Regions from separate parts of the Homo sapiens genome. Here all the other regions are linked to region 3. Evidence: chromatin contacts called from ENCODE Hi-C or POLR2A ChIA-PET data. All regions are on one chromosome and are shown on one strand. The core of a region is the stretch at or near the end of the contact, and the rest is flanking DNA. Distances in the headings are between cores, read along the strand shown.

Region 1 (3,761 bases), core at 613-3,112, 630 kb before region 3:
AGACAGAGTCTCAACTCTGTCGTCTAGGCTGGAGTGCAGTGGTTTGATCTTGGCTCACTACAACCTCCACCTCCGGGTTCCAGTGATTCTCCTGCCTCAGCCTCCCGAGTAGCTGGGATTACAGGCACATGCCACCATGCCCGGCTAATTTTTCTATTTTTAGTAGAGATGGGGTTTCACCATGTTGGCCAGGCTGGTCTCAAACTCCTGACCTTAGGTGATCCGCCCACCTCGGCCTCCCAAAGTGCTGGGATTACAGGCGTGACCCACCGTGCCTGGCCAAAAAACTTTTTAGTAATTAAAAAGATCAAGCTTGATAATCACAATCATATGAGCAGTTATTAAGTGCCAGCCTAAGTGCATTTACAGACATTCCTTATTTAATTTTCACAACAGCCATTAGCATTAGCTATCGGCCGGGCACAGTGGCTCACACCTGTAATCCCAACACTTTGGGAGGCTGAGGCGGATGGATCGCCTGAGGTCAGGAGTTCGAGACCAGCCTGGCCAACATGGTGAAACCCCGTCTCTACTAAAAATACAAAATTAGCCGGATGTGGTGGTGCATGCCTGTGATCCCAGCTATTTGGGAGGCTGAGGCAGGAAAATCACTGGAACCTGGGAGGCAGAGGTTGCAGTGAGCCAATATCACGCCATTGCATTCCGGCCTGGGCAACAAGAGCAAAACTCCATCTCAAAAAAAAAAAAAAAAAAAAAAAAGAAAGAATTAGCTATCAGCTCCATTTTATAGATGAGGAAACTGAGGCACAGAGGAAGGAGGGATGGGTTTCAAGGCCGGTCTTGGTTTTGCCAAGAACTTGACTTTCAGCAAATCGTAAGCCTTCTGGGCTTTCATTTCCTTGTCTCTGAACGAAACAGCTGGCAGGAGTTGAATGCTTATCATGTGCCAGGCCCTGGCCGAACACTCTGAACATGTGCGCACAGAGTGTGTGTTAACCAGTGGGGGAGGGGGCACCAAGCAGGCCCATCTGGGTGGGAATATGAAGCCACCTTCCCAACAGGGCAGTCACATATGCCCAGTAGGAAAGAGCTGTATCTGTGCTGCAGAGAGGGTCATTTCAAATTAAAAAAAAAAAAATTGGCTGGGCGCGGTGGCTCACGCCTGTAATCCCAGCTCTTTGGGAGGCCGAGGCAGGCAGATCATGAGGTCAGGAGATCAAGACCATCCTGGCTAACACGGTGAAACCCCGTCTCTACTTAAAAAAATACAAAAAATTAGCCGGGCATGGTGGCGCGCGCCTGTAGTCCCAGCTACTTGGGAGGCTGAGGCAGGAGAATGGCGTGAACCCGGGAGGCGGAGCTTGCAGTGAGCCGAGATCCCGCCACTGCACTCCAGCCTGGGCGACAGAGCGAGACTCCGTCTCAAAAAAAAAGAAAAAAAAAAAAATGCTTAATGGATTGTTTGGTAACAAATGGATACCAACAAATACAAAATGGCCATTTCTTTTTCTTTCTTTAAAGAAACATTTGAATTGGAGGCTTAGGCTCATCTCAAGAGGTTGTGGACCCGACAGTTGGTGGTGATGGGTTTTGTTCATAAATGAGAATAATAGTTGTGAGTTTAATCCAACACATTGATTGAAGTGAATGAAAAAGAACACATAAGCTGTGTGAATATAGTGACTAATCATAGACTCTCGGGATTGAAATGTACCCTGGGGGGATCCAGGATGCAGCATCACCCGGGAGCTTATTATTAATGGAAACGAAGTATCTCTCACAGCACCCTAGACCTGCTGAAGCAGAATCTGCATTTTAGCAAGATCCCCGGGTGATTCCTCAGCACATTTGAGAAGCAGCGCTCTCATTTGTCCTGTCTCCTTTGAGGAAATCGGAAGACTAGAGAGGTTAAGTGAGGACACACAGGAAGTTCTAAAAAACTGTAACTCTGGTCTCTCAACACCAGGTCTTTGCACAGCACTTGCCCCATGGGAGAAACCCGGTTGGTTTTGTTTTTGCTTGTTTTGCATTCCCAAGACCAATTCTTGTGAGCCACTGGTCATAGCCCATCTCTCTTGTTTTCATGCAGCAGGGGCATCTTCAGTGGCCACGTCATCTCTCACTCTCTGCTGGGGAGCTTGTTAAAATGCAGTTGCCTGGGTCCAGCCCCAAATCCACTGGATCTGGGTGGGTGGGAACCAAGTGCCTGCACCTTAAAATACCCTCAGGTATTCCTAGGTGCCAGTGTTGTTACGGCCAGCTTGGGCCAGCTATGAACTGTTACAGTGGCTTTTTATTCTGAAATTAAACCTGCAGATACTTGGGCTAGTATCGACTAAAGCCCATTTTCATCTGAAGGAAGCCATCCAGCTACTAACATTATATTGTGTACTGAGTATTGACTGTGAATTTCTGTTTTTTTGAGACGGAGTCTCGCTGTCGCCCAGGCTGGAGTGCAGTGGCGCGATCTCAGCTCACTGCAACCTCTGGCTCCCAGGTTCAAGCAATTCTCTTGCCCTCAGCCTCCCAAGTAGCTGGGATTAGAGGCGCCTGCCACCACGCCTAGCTAATTTTTGTATTTTTAGTAGAGACAGAGTTTTGCCATATTGGCCAGGCTGGTCTCGAGCTCCCAACCTCAGGTGATCCTCCCGCCTCGGTCTCCCAAAGTGCTGGGATTATAGGCGTGAGCCACTGTGTCCAGCCACTGTGAATTTCTCATTAACAGAACGTTCTCTTTCAACCTCAGCTCCATGGAACTCAGCAGATCACATGTGGTTGAATGTAAATTCCAGGACATTTAAATGTATTATTTTCTATTTTTAAGAGAGAGGAGAGGCAGATTGGATGAACTTGGAAAATTAAATGGCCCCCAAAAAGTAACAATTAAGAATGTGTGTTTGGGGCTGGGCACGGTGGCTCATGCCTGCAATCACAGCACTTTGGGAGGCCTAGGCAGGAGGATCACTTGAGGTCAGGAGTTCGAGACCAGCCTGGCCAACATGGCAAAACCCCATCTCCACTAAAAATACAAAAATTAGCTGGACATGGTGGTGGGCACCTGTAATCCCAGGTACTTGGGAGGCTGAGGCAGGAGAATTGCTTGAACCCAGGAGGCAGAGGTTGCAGTGAGCTGAGATTGTGCTACTGCACTCCAGCCTGGGCAAGAGTGAGATTCCATCTCAAAAAAAAAAAAAAAAAAAGAATGTGTGTTTGGCCTGTATAGTCTTAGCTACTCAGGAGGCTAAAGCAAGAGGATTCCTTGAGTCCAGGAGTTCAAGGCCAGCATGGACAACATAGCAAGAACTTGTTTCTAAAAAAAGAAAAAAAAAGTGTGTGTTTGAAATTTGAGGCTCTGTGGCTAGAATTTTCACTTAAGAGGAAATATATATCTGCATTTAAAATTCTTTAATTTATAAACATTCTTGTGTATTCTTAGGCCAGTGCCCCACAAAAGTATGGGCCATGCACCAGTGCTGTTCTGCACAATGTTAACCAAGCAAGAGGAGGAGCTAAACATAGAAAATGGGATTGGTGTTTAGAAACTTCTGTAGTTTGACATTGGCAGGATGACATCCAAATGGGCGATTGGTGGCTTCATCTCGAACAGCGTGTGGGCCAGGGTGAGCACTGTTGACCCCACGTGGCAGGACTCAGGACTAAACTGCTTGTTGATGTTAGATCTGAGAGGGATTAAGGATTAAGATGAATCAAACTGACCTTTCACCACAGAGTTTGAGAAGCACTGGGGATGTTAAAGGTGGGGAAAGTTTGCAGCGGGAGGTGTGCTTTTTAAGCTTAGG
Region 2 (4,002 bases), core at 41-2,540, 600 kb before region 3:
AGGCAGGACTGTCCTGGGAGTGAGGTGCTCAGAGAAGAGCAAAGCCTTGGTAGAACTCTCAGGCAAGAGTTTCACTCTCCATCTCACTTACCGCATTCAGTCTTGGTCCCTTGGCGACTGTCAGTTTCCTTCTCTTCCCTTTTCTGTACGCTGGTGTCTTTCTCTAGAGACACTCCCGTGCTGGGCCCCCTCTGTTCCTCTGCAGTCACTGTCCTGTGGGTGGCCTGGCTGTCAGGGGAGATGATCCACAGTGTGATTATTGTATCAGTCAGGGTTCTAGAGTAAGAAATAGAACCAGTAGGAGACACTATATATTTATATATATATATATATACACACATATACACACACACGTACACAGAGAGGTCTCTTTTAAGGAATTGGCTCCTGTGATTGTGGGGGCTGGCAAGTCCAAAATCTGCAGGGCAGACCCGGGGGCTGGAAACTCAGCAAGATTCATAAGTTACAGTCTCAAGGCAGAATTCTTTCTCTGGGAAGCCTCAATGTTTGCCCTTAAGGCCTTCAACTGATTGATGCCCACCCACATTATGGAGGGTCATCTGCTTTTCTTAAAGTCAACCGATTGTAAATGTGAGTCACATCTACAGGATACCTTCATAGCAACATCTAGCTTAGCCAAGCACACAGCCGGGCACCATAGCTTAGCCAAGATGACGCATATGATTTACCACGACAGTGATGGTCTCAGGCTGAGAGAGGGTCCTCATCCTGTCCTCATGTACTTCAAGGGAAGCAGTGCTTGCACTAAATCCTCAAAGATGATGGGAAATTCACCCAGTTCGAGGGAAGGGCAGTCCTGGCAGGGGAATCAGCCTGTGCAGAGGCCCCAAGGTAGGAAACATCGGTGAGTTGGGGGCAGAGGGGCAGTGGAGCCTGCCTGGGAGCCATCTTGGGCAGCAAATGAAGGCATGGGCAGTGCATCCCGCCTACCAAAAGGCTGTGGGGGCTGCGGGGCCGGAGACCTGCATTCTAGCCCTTGCTCCCCCACCGTCTCACTGTGTGACCTTGGACCATTCCCTTCCCCTCCCTGGGCCTCAGTTTCCTCATCTGTTAACAGGGCCGGGTATGGTGCGCATCACGGGGGTTTGTGGGTTGGTGGCCCTGTGTCAGGGGCCCAGCCACTCTGACTCCCAGAGGTGGGGCTCAGTGAATCTGTCCACAGAGAAAGGGGAAGCAAGGCAGAGACAGGATCGCAGGAGGAAGAGACTCTCGAACTTCCCCTGCCCCTCCCCCGTGCCGGCGGCAGCTCCCTGGGCCTCTGGCTCCTGAGGCCTGTGGGCTGGGCAGAAGTGAGACTGTGGCAAGGGGCCCCGAGGCACAGGCCTTCCAGCTCTCGCTTCCTCTTCCCTTCTGCGCATGTGAGTAGAGTTTCCCTTGAAGCCTCCTGCGAGGAGGACAACAGGGGAAACCAAGAGGCTGGTTTCCTTAGGCGGTGAAATCCCGTGCATGTTTTTCACAGCGGGTGTACAGGCCTGGAACTTCCTCTTCTCCTCCCACCTGGTTACCTGTCCCGCCCACTCCAGCTTCAGCCTCTCCAGCCCCAGGGCCCTGGACTCCAAGGGGCAAAAGGCCCAGAGCCACATCCTGGAGGGCTTGAATGCCAGACCCAGGGTCAGGAGCCCCCTCCCCGCTCTTGCTCTGTTGGGTCCTGAACTGCCTCCACGGAAGCCAGTCCTCAGTCCCTGTCCCCACCCCACCCCACCCCCATACTGCAGCCCCCGCCTCCCAGAGATCCGGGTGCTTCATGTGGACTGAGCTTACGCAAGTCAACTCCCCAAGGGTGAGAACTTTAATTTGCCCCTTCTATCTACCCACAAGCAAGCACCTAATAGGTTTAGTAAATGTGCATTAAATCAGTGGCTCAAGCCTGGCACAGTGGCTTAGGCCTGTCATCCCAGCACTTTGGGAGGCCAAGGTGAGAAGATCGCTTGACCCCAGAAGTTCAAGACCAGCCTGGGCAACTTAGCAAGACTCCACCTCTACAAAAACAATGTAAAATTAGACAGGTGTGGTGGCACATGCCTTTAGTCCCACCTACTTGGGAGGCTGAGGCAGGAGGATTGCCTGAGCCCAGGAGTTTGAGGCTGCAGTGAGCTATGATGGCACCACTGCACTCCAGCCTGGACAATAGAGGAAGGCCCATCTCTTAAAAAAATAAAAAGTCAGGCCGGGCGCAGTAGCTCACGCCTGTAATCCCAGCACTCTGGGAGGACGAGGCAGGTGGATCACCTGAGGTCAGGAGTTCGAGACCAGCCTGGCCAACATGGTGAACACCTTGTCTCTATTAAAAATATAAAAAATTAGCCGAGCATGGTGGTGGGCGCCTGTAATCCCAGCTACTTTGGAGGCTGAGGCAGGAGAATTGCTTGAACCCAGGAGGCAGAGGTTGCAGTGATCCAGTATTGCTCCACCGCACTCCAGACTGAGCAACAGAGCAAGACACTGTCTCAAAAAATAAATAAATAAATAAAAAGTCAGAGGTTCAGCTGCAGGGCTGGAGACTGCAGTCTCTGAGCAACCTGGTGATTCAAGGCCAAGATGAGGAGCCAACAGGCAAGCCTGCCTTCCAGGATAAGTTCGAGGCACTGCTGAGGCTGTGTCAGGGAGTATGGGCTCACTGGACCTTCAGGAAATAGTCATCAAATTACATTGATCACGGGTGGTTGGTGATGTCCCAAGCCTGGCCTGGCAGAAGCCCCAGACCTCTGTCTATTGGTTGTTTTTGTTTGTTTGCTTGCTTGCTTTTTCTTTATTTCTATACTTTTTTTTGTTTTGTTTTTTGAGACAGGGTTTCACGCCTGTCACCCAGGCTAGAGTGCAGTGGCGTGATCTCAGCTCACTGCAACCTTCGCCTCCTGGGCTCAAGCGATTCTCCTGCCTCAGCCTCCCAAATATCTGGGGCTACAGGCATGCCACCACACTTAGCTAATTTTTGCATTTTTTTTTGCAGAGATGAGAGCTCATCACGTTACCCAGGCTGGTCACAAACTCCTGAGCTCAAGTGATCCGCCTGCCTCAGCCTCCCAAAGTGCTGAGATTACTGGTGTGAGCCTCCGCGCCCGCCCTTCAGTTGGTGTTTGAGATCTCCCTGGTGGTGGGAACTAGTCAAAGAGTGTCCAGGTGGCCACAAGGTCCTGTTGGTTCTTCCTTCAAAATGGCTCCTGTCGTGCGAGACCAGGTTTTGGGTGTCTTCACCCACTCTCTGCCCTGAGATCTGTGTCCCAAGGGACACCAGCCACCCTGATCCCACCCGACCCTCCTCTGCTCCTAGAGTGATGGGGTCCCCATGAGAGGAAAGGAGCACTGTTGTGAGCAGTGTGGGATGAGAGGAGGTGCTGTCACAGCTTGGGGAAGGGACCCTGGTAACCAGCAGGTAGGTCAATAGTTCCCGTTCCAAGTAGGCTCTTGTGCCCATTTTACAGATCAGGAAATGGAGACAGGTGGAGGAGCCAGGCGACTTGCCCAGCCTTTACAGGACCCATGGGGCAAAGCCGTAGGTGAAGTCACAGTTAGAGATTCCAGAGCTCTGAGGAGACGGCGTCCCTGCTTGGGTGGGGAAGGTCCCCTGCTGGCCCCCAGACGATGAGTCTTTGTTCCCTCCCCAGGGGCTGGCCTGGCCCTCAGGCCTGGGAGGTGGAGGTGCCGAGCCCTGGGAAATAGGGCAGTCCTGGGCTTCCGGTGTCACTGCACGCCCCTCCCCCTCCCGCCTTTGTTTCTTGGCCTCCACAGCCTCATTCTCTCTCCCTCCCCCTCACTCAGGCTCCTCCTCTGCCCCCCCTTCCCTGTCTCTTCATTTCTTCTCTCCCTCTCCCTTTCTCTCTCTCTCTCTCTGATATGTCCTCCCTTCCCCCACTCCCAGCACAACTACAATCAGGCAGCTCATCTGTGTCTATTTCCCCGCCTTTCACATTGACTTTCTCCCCACCCTGGGGACCGAGGGCATCCTGGTGGGAGGCCACGCCACATCCCAGCCAGTGGTCG
Region 3 (3,763 bases), core at 100-2,599:
CAGCTAATTTTTCTATTTTTAGTAGAGATGGGGTTTCACCGTGTTGGTCAGGCTGGTCTCGAACTCCTGACCTCGTGATCCACCAGCCTCAGCCTGCCAAAGTGTTGGAATTACAGGCGTGAGCCACCGCGCCCGGCCCGAAAGCCATGAACTCTTTTCCCAATTATTTTCTTATTGAGAAGCATCTCTCAGCTTGCTGTTGGGTTCTGCTGTTAGTAAGCGTAAGGATGGAGGAAGGCTGGCTGATGACATTAAGCAGCTAAAGGCGTGGACTGTCGAGGCCAAATAGCATCAGCTCTCTTTGGCTTCCCCAGCCCATGGAACAGTCTTCCTATTTTGCGAATTTCCTACCTTATGAACTCACACCTGCTTATGATGGAAGCCAGAACCTTTCCCCATCTCTCTTGAAGATTGGGCACAGCATACAACTTAAGACACCACCCGTTGGCTGCTCCTGCATGAGGCTAAGTGACACTGAGAAGCAGATGACTGGAGTCCTTTCTGTCAGGATGACAGCAGATCCCAGAGGCAGCAGCAGAAAGAACCAGTGCAGGTAAATGGCCTTTGAGCCTGGTTCTCTGATTTCGCTAAGATTTTATGAGGCACCTCCTATCCTTTAATAGGTTCCTCTGTAGCTTAAAAGCAGCTAAAGAGCAGTCTGTTGCTTGTAATTAAGGACTCCTACCAGTACACGAAGGGAGAAAAGCAATAATCAAATAAATTACTTTCAGATAGAGATCAGTGCTAGGAGGAGGTCAGCACAAGGTGATGTAAGACAGAGTGACAGGTGGGGTGAGGGCTACACTTGATAAGGGGTCAGTGAAGCCTCTCTGAGGAGGTGACGTTAGGCTGAGACCCAAACAATGAGAAGGAACTAGCCATAGAAAGATCTGGGCGAGGAGACTTCTAGACACGGGGAGCAGAAAATGTAAAGGATGAGCTTCAGATGTTGATGGATGTAGGGAGGGTTGATGTGTTTGGAGTTTAGTGCAGGTGAATAAAGAGGAACATAATGAGATTGGAAAGTAGGTAGGAGTCAGTTCATGCCAGGCCTTGCAGATCATGGTAAGACATTTGGATTTTATTCTGAGGTTAGTGGGAAGCCATTAGAGAGTTTTAAACAGGACATAATATAGTACCTGGGGTAGCCAGCCTCCAAAACATCCTCCAGTGATCCTTGCATCCTTGTATTTACACTCTTGTGTAGCCCCTCTCACATTGACTAGGGCTGACCCAATAGGATGCTGCAATGTGACGGTATATAACTTTCAAGGATAGGTCATAAAAGACATTGTGACTCTGCCTTGGTCTCTCAAATGTCTCCCTCTGGGGAAGCCAGCCACCATGTTGTGAAGATACTCAAGCAGCCCTATGGAGAGGCCCACACACTGGGGAGGCACTGCGGCTTTCTGCCGACAGCCTTGTGAATGAGACACCTTGAAAGAGGATCCTCCAGCCCCAGCCAAGCTTTCAAATGGTTCCAACTCTGACATGCTGACAACTTCATGAGAGGCCCTGAGCCAGAACCACCCAAACTCCTGACCCATTAGTGTGTTATGTAACAAATGTTTGTTGTTTCATGCCACTAAGTTTTGGGGCAATTTGCTACCTCTAGCCATTGTTCCCAGCTGGTGTGTAGTCTGACTGGCAGGTGCCCATGCTTTATTAGTGGTTTGATATTTTGACTATCGGCCCTGAGTAGGAGGAATGACACAGAGAGGAGATAGAGTTGTGAGTGAGAGGAGGCCAAATCGTGGTGTCAGAGCGAGAAGCAGCACCCTGGGGAGGGCTGAGTCACTTGTGCTGTCTGGAGGAAGGCGGAGCAAAGATCTGCAGCCCAGCTGACTGTGGTCTCAGCTTTTCTAGCCTCCAGGCTTTCTCCCGGGTTCCTAAGTCTGTATGTGCTCACTGGAAATGCCCCATGACTTGGGGTGACATGGGTGAGTTTTCTTCCTCCTTCCTCCCAGAGCCACGCCAGACCTGATGCTGGAGGGCTGGGCTCTTGTCCTAGTTCCCCGTCCTGGGCTGGGCCCAGGGCACCGGCCAGTGGGAGAAACTGCCTTCTCCGCCTCCTACATGCACTGGTGGTCACACCTCGCCCCACATCAGCCTCTCCAGCCAGGTAGGGTGGGAACCACAGGAAACGAGCCCCCTTCTTCTCTTCCCACCAGGAGTGGCCGGGGGGTGTGGATTCAGGATCCTGAGCTCTGCTCTGCCTCCGTTGTTCTGGCCGTGCCTGAGAGTTGGTTTGGGTTGATTTCAAGGGCACTTTAATGAGATTTAGCAATAGGAGGTGGTAGAATTTCCACTCCCTCTAATAACTTCCCAAAAGCCAGACACATAGCATTTTTTTTCCTTTTTGTCATTACCCTTTTTGGCTTTAATTACAAAACATATGAAATAGAAAACATTCACAAACAATACAAAACTATAAAAAGTGAGTACCCCTTTCTCTTCCCACTCTCTGATTATTTAGATACCCTCCAGTTAAAACTCTCTCACAAACAGGTCTGAAAGGAGCATGCAAGCAGCCCCCCCACATTGCAGTTTTGCTTTCTGTGGTTTCAGTTACCTGCGGTCAACCACCATCTAAAAATAGGTGAGTGCAGTACAATAAGGCATTTTGAGAGAGACAGAGAGAGAGAGAGAGAGAGAGAAACCACATTCACATCAGTTTTATCACAGTATATTGTTAGAATTGTTCTATATTATTATCAGTTATTATTATTATTTTTGAGATGGAGTCTCACTCTGTCGCCCAGGCTGGAGTGCAGTGGTGCAATCTTGGCTCACTGCAACCTCCGCCTCTTGGGTTCAAGCAATTCTTCTGCCTCAGCCTCCCAAGTACTGGGATCACAGGCACCCACCACTGTGCCTGGCTAATTTTTGCATTTTTAGTAGAGACAGGATTTCACCATGTTGGCCAGGCTGGTCTCAAACTCCTGACCTCAGATGATCTGCCTGTCTCAGCCTCCCAAAGTGCTGGAATTACAGGCGTGAGCCACTGCGCCCAGCCTTAGTTATTATTGTTAATCTCCTGCTACACTAACTCCATGGCCTGAACAGTCCACCCCTTTGGCTGCTTAACATCGTCATCTGCCTTCTTCCATCCTTGCACTCACAAACAACAGAACCCAACAGCAAGTGGAGAGATGTTTTTCAAAAAGGAAATAGTTGTGAAAAGAGTTCATGGCTTTGCTCCAAAACTTCAGGGCTTTCTGGCATTCTCTTTTCATCTTGCTCATATATTTATTCATTGCCTGCCTAGGGCATCTGCTGGGTAAGCTATGAGAGTGGGGATCTTGTTCATCACCATATCCTCAGGACCTAGAACAGTGCCTGGCACATCATAGGTGCTCAACAAATGTTAAATTAATGAATTGTGCCATGAAGTTCCTTCCTATATTGAATAGAGCTGACCTGTGTAGCCAATAGGGTATTGCAAAAATGACAGTGCATTTCATGAAGCCTCAGTTTCCATGGCTAAGTGCCTCTTCCTTTGGTTATTCCCAATTTCAGATTCCAGAGAAGGGGAATATGATTGGCTCATCTTATCTGTCTGTACCAAGCCATGCCATAGATTGCCAGGTGGCCTATAAATTGGAAGCTTCAGGGAGATGTGTCTGCCTACCTTAGTCAATTAGAAGTCCCATGGCCGCTCAGACACTGTGGTTGACAAGTCTAGTATGATAGGGTCACATCTTATCGGAGGAGTGATTCTAAAATCTCTACGTAAGACTTTATCCCATACAGAGTTACTCAT

The links. Hi-C counts contacts between places; a loop is a spot of excess contacts on that map. ChIA-PET counts read pairs that join two places held with the same protein, here RNA polymerase II (POLR2A). Pooled maps may share reads with other maps.
Region 1: a loop to region 3 is called in a pooled map, with 4 times the contacts of the local background. The contact joins the enhancer-like site here to the promoter of LINC01585 in region 3. A Hi-C loop is called at or near these places in 2 of 37 single-sample maps with no recorded cell type and 4 of 50 pooled maps.
Region 2: a loop to region 3 is called in a map with no recorded cell type, with 10 times the contacts of the local background. The contact joins the enhancer-like site here to the promoter of LINC01585 in region 3. A Hi-C loop is called at or near these places in 3 of 37 single-sample maps with no recorded cell type and 3 of 50 pooled maps. POLR2A ChIA-PET finds 5 or more read pairs at or near these places in 1 of 52 experiments (activated CD4-positive, alpha-beta T cell).

Annotation. Positions count from the first base shown.
Region 1 is chr15:90,029,634-90,033,394 of GRCh38, forward strand. The region is part of intron 1 of ZNF710 (zinc finger protein 710); the gene reads left to right. Among named protein-coding and RNA genes, the nearest start is that of MIR3174, 25 kb to the left of the region's middle. Within about 2 kb of position 1,863, at least 13 of the 41 ENCODE cell types and tissues checked have a DNase peak (open chromatin) inside an H3K27ac peak, as active enhancers do.
Region 2 is chr15:90,058,386-90,062,387 of GRCh38, forward strand. The region is part of intron 1 of ZNF710 (zinc finger protein 710); the gene reads left to right. Among named protein-coding and RNA genes, the nearest start is that of ZNF710-AS1, 22 kb to the right of the region's middle. RefSeq lists enhancers at 518-1,229, 1,055-1,174, 1,295-1,354, 1,365-1,414. Within about 2 kb of position 1,291, at least 23 of the 41 ENCODE cell types and tissues checked have a DNase peak (open chromatin) inside an H3K27ac peak, as active enhancers do.
Region 3 is chr15:90,658,885-90,662,647 of GRCh38, forward strand. It overlaps LINC01585 (long intergenic non-protein coding RNA 1585), which reads left to right and starts at 1,350. Exons shown (of 3, transcript NR_120371.1): 1 at 1,350-1,940; 2 at 2,509-2,599. All of the region lies in intron 2 of CRTC3-AS1 (CRTC3 antisense RNA 1), which reads right to left. RefSeq lists enhancers at 1,506-2,034, 2,257-2,306, 2,447-2,496, 3,157-3,216.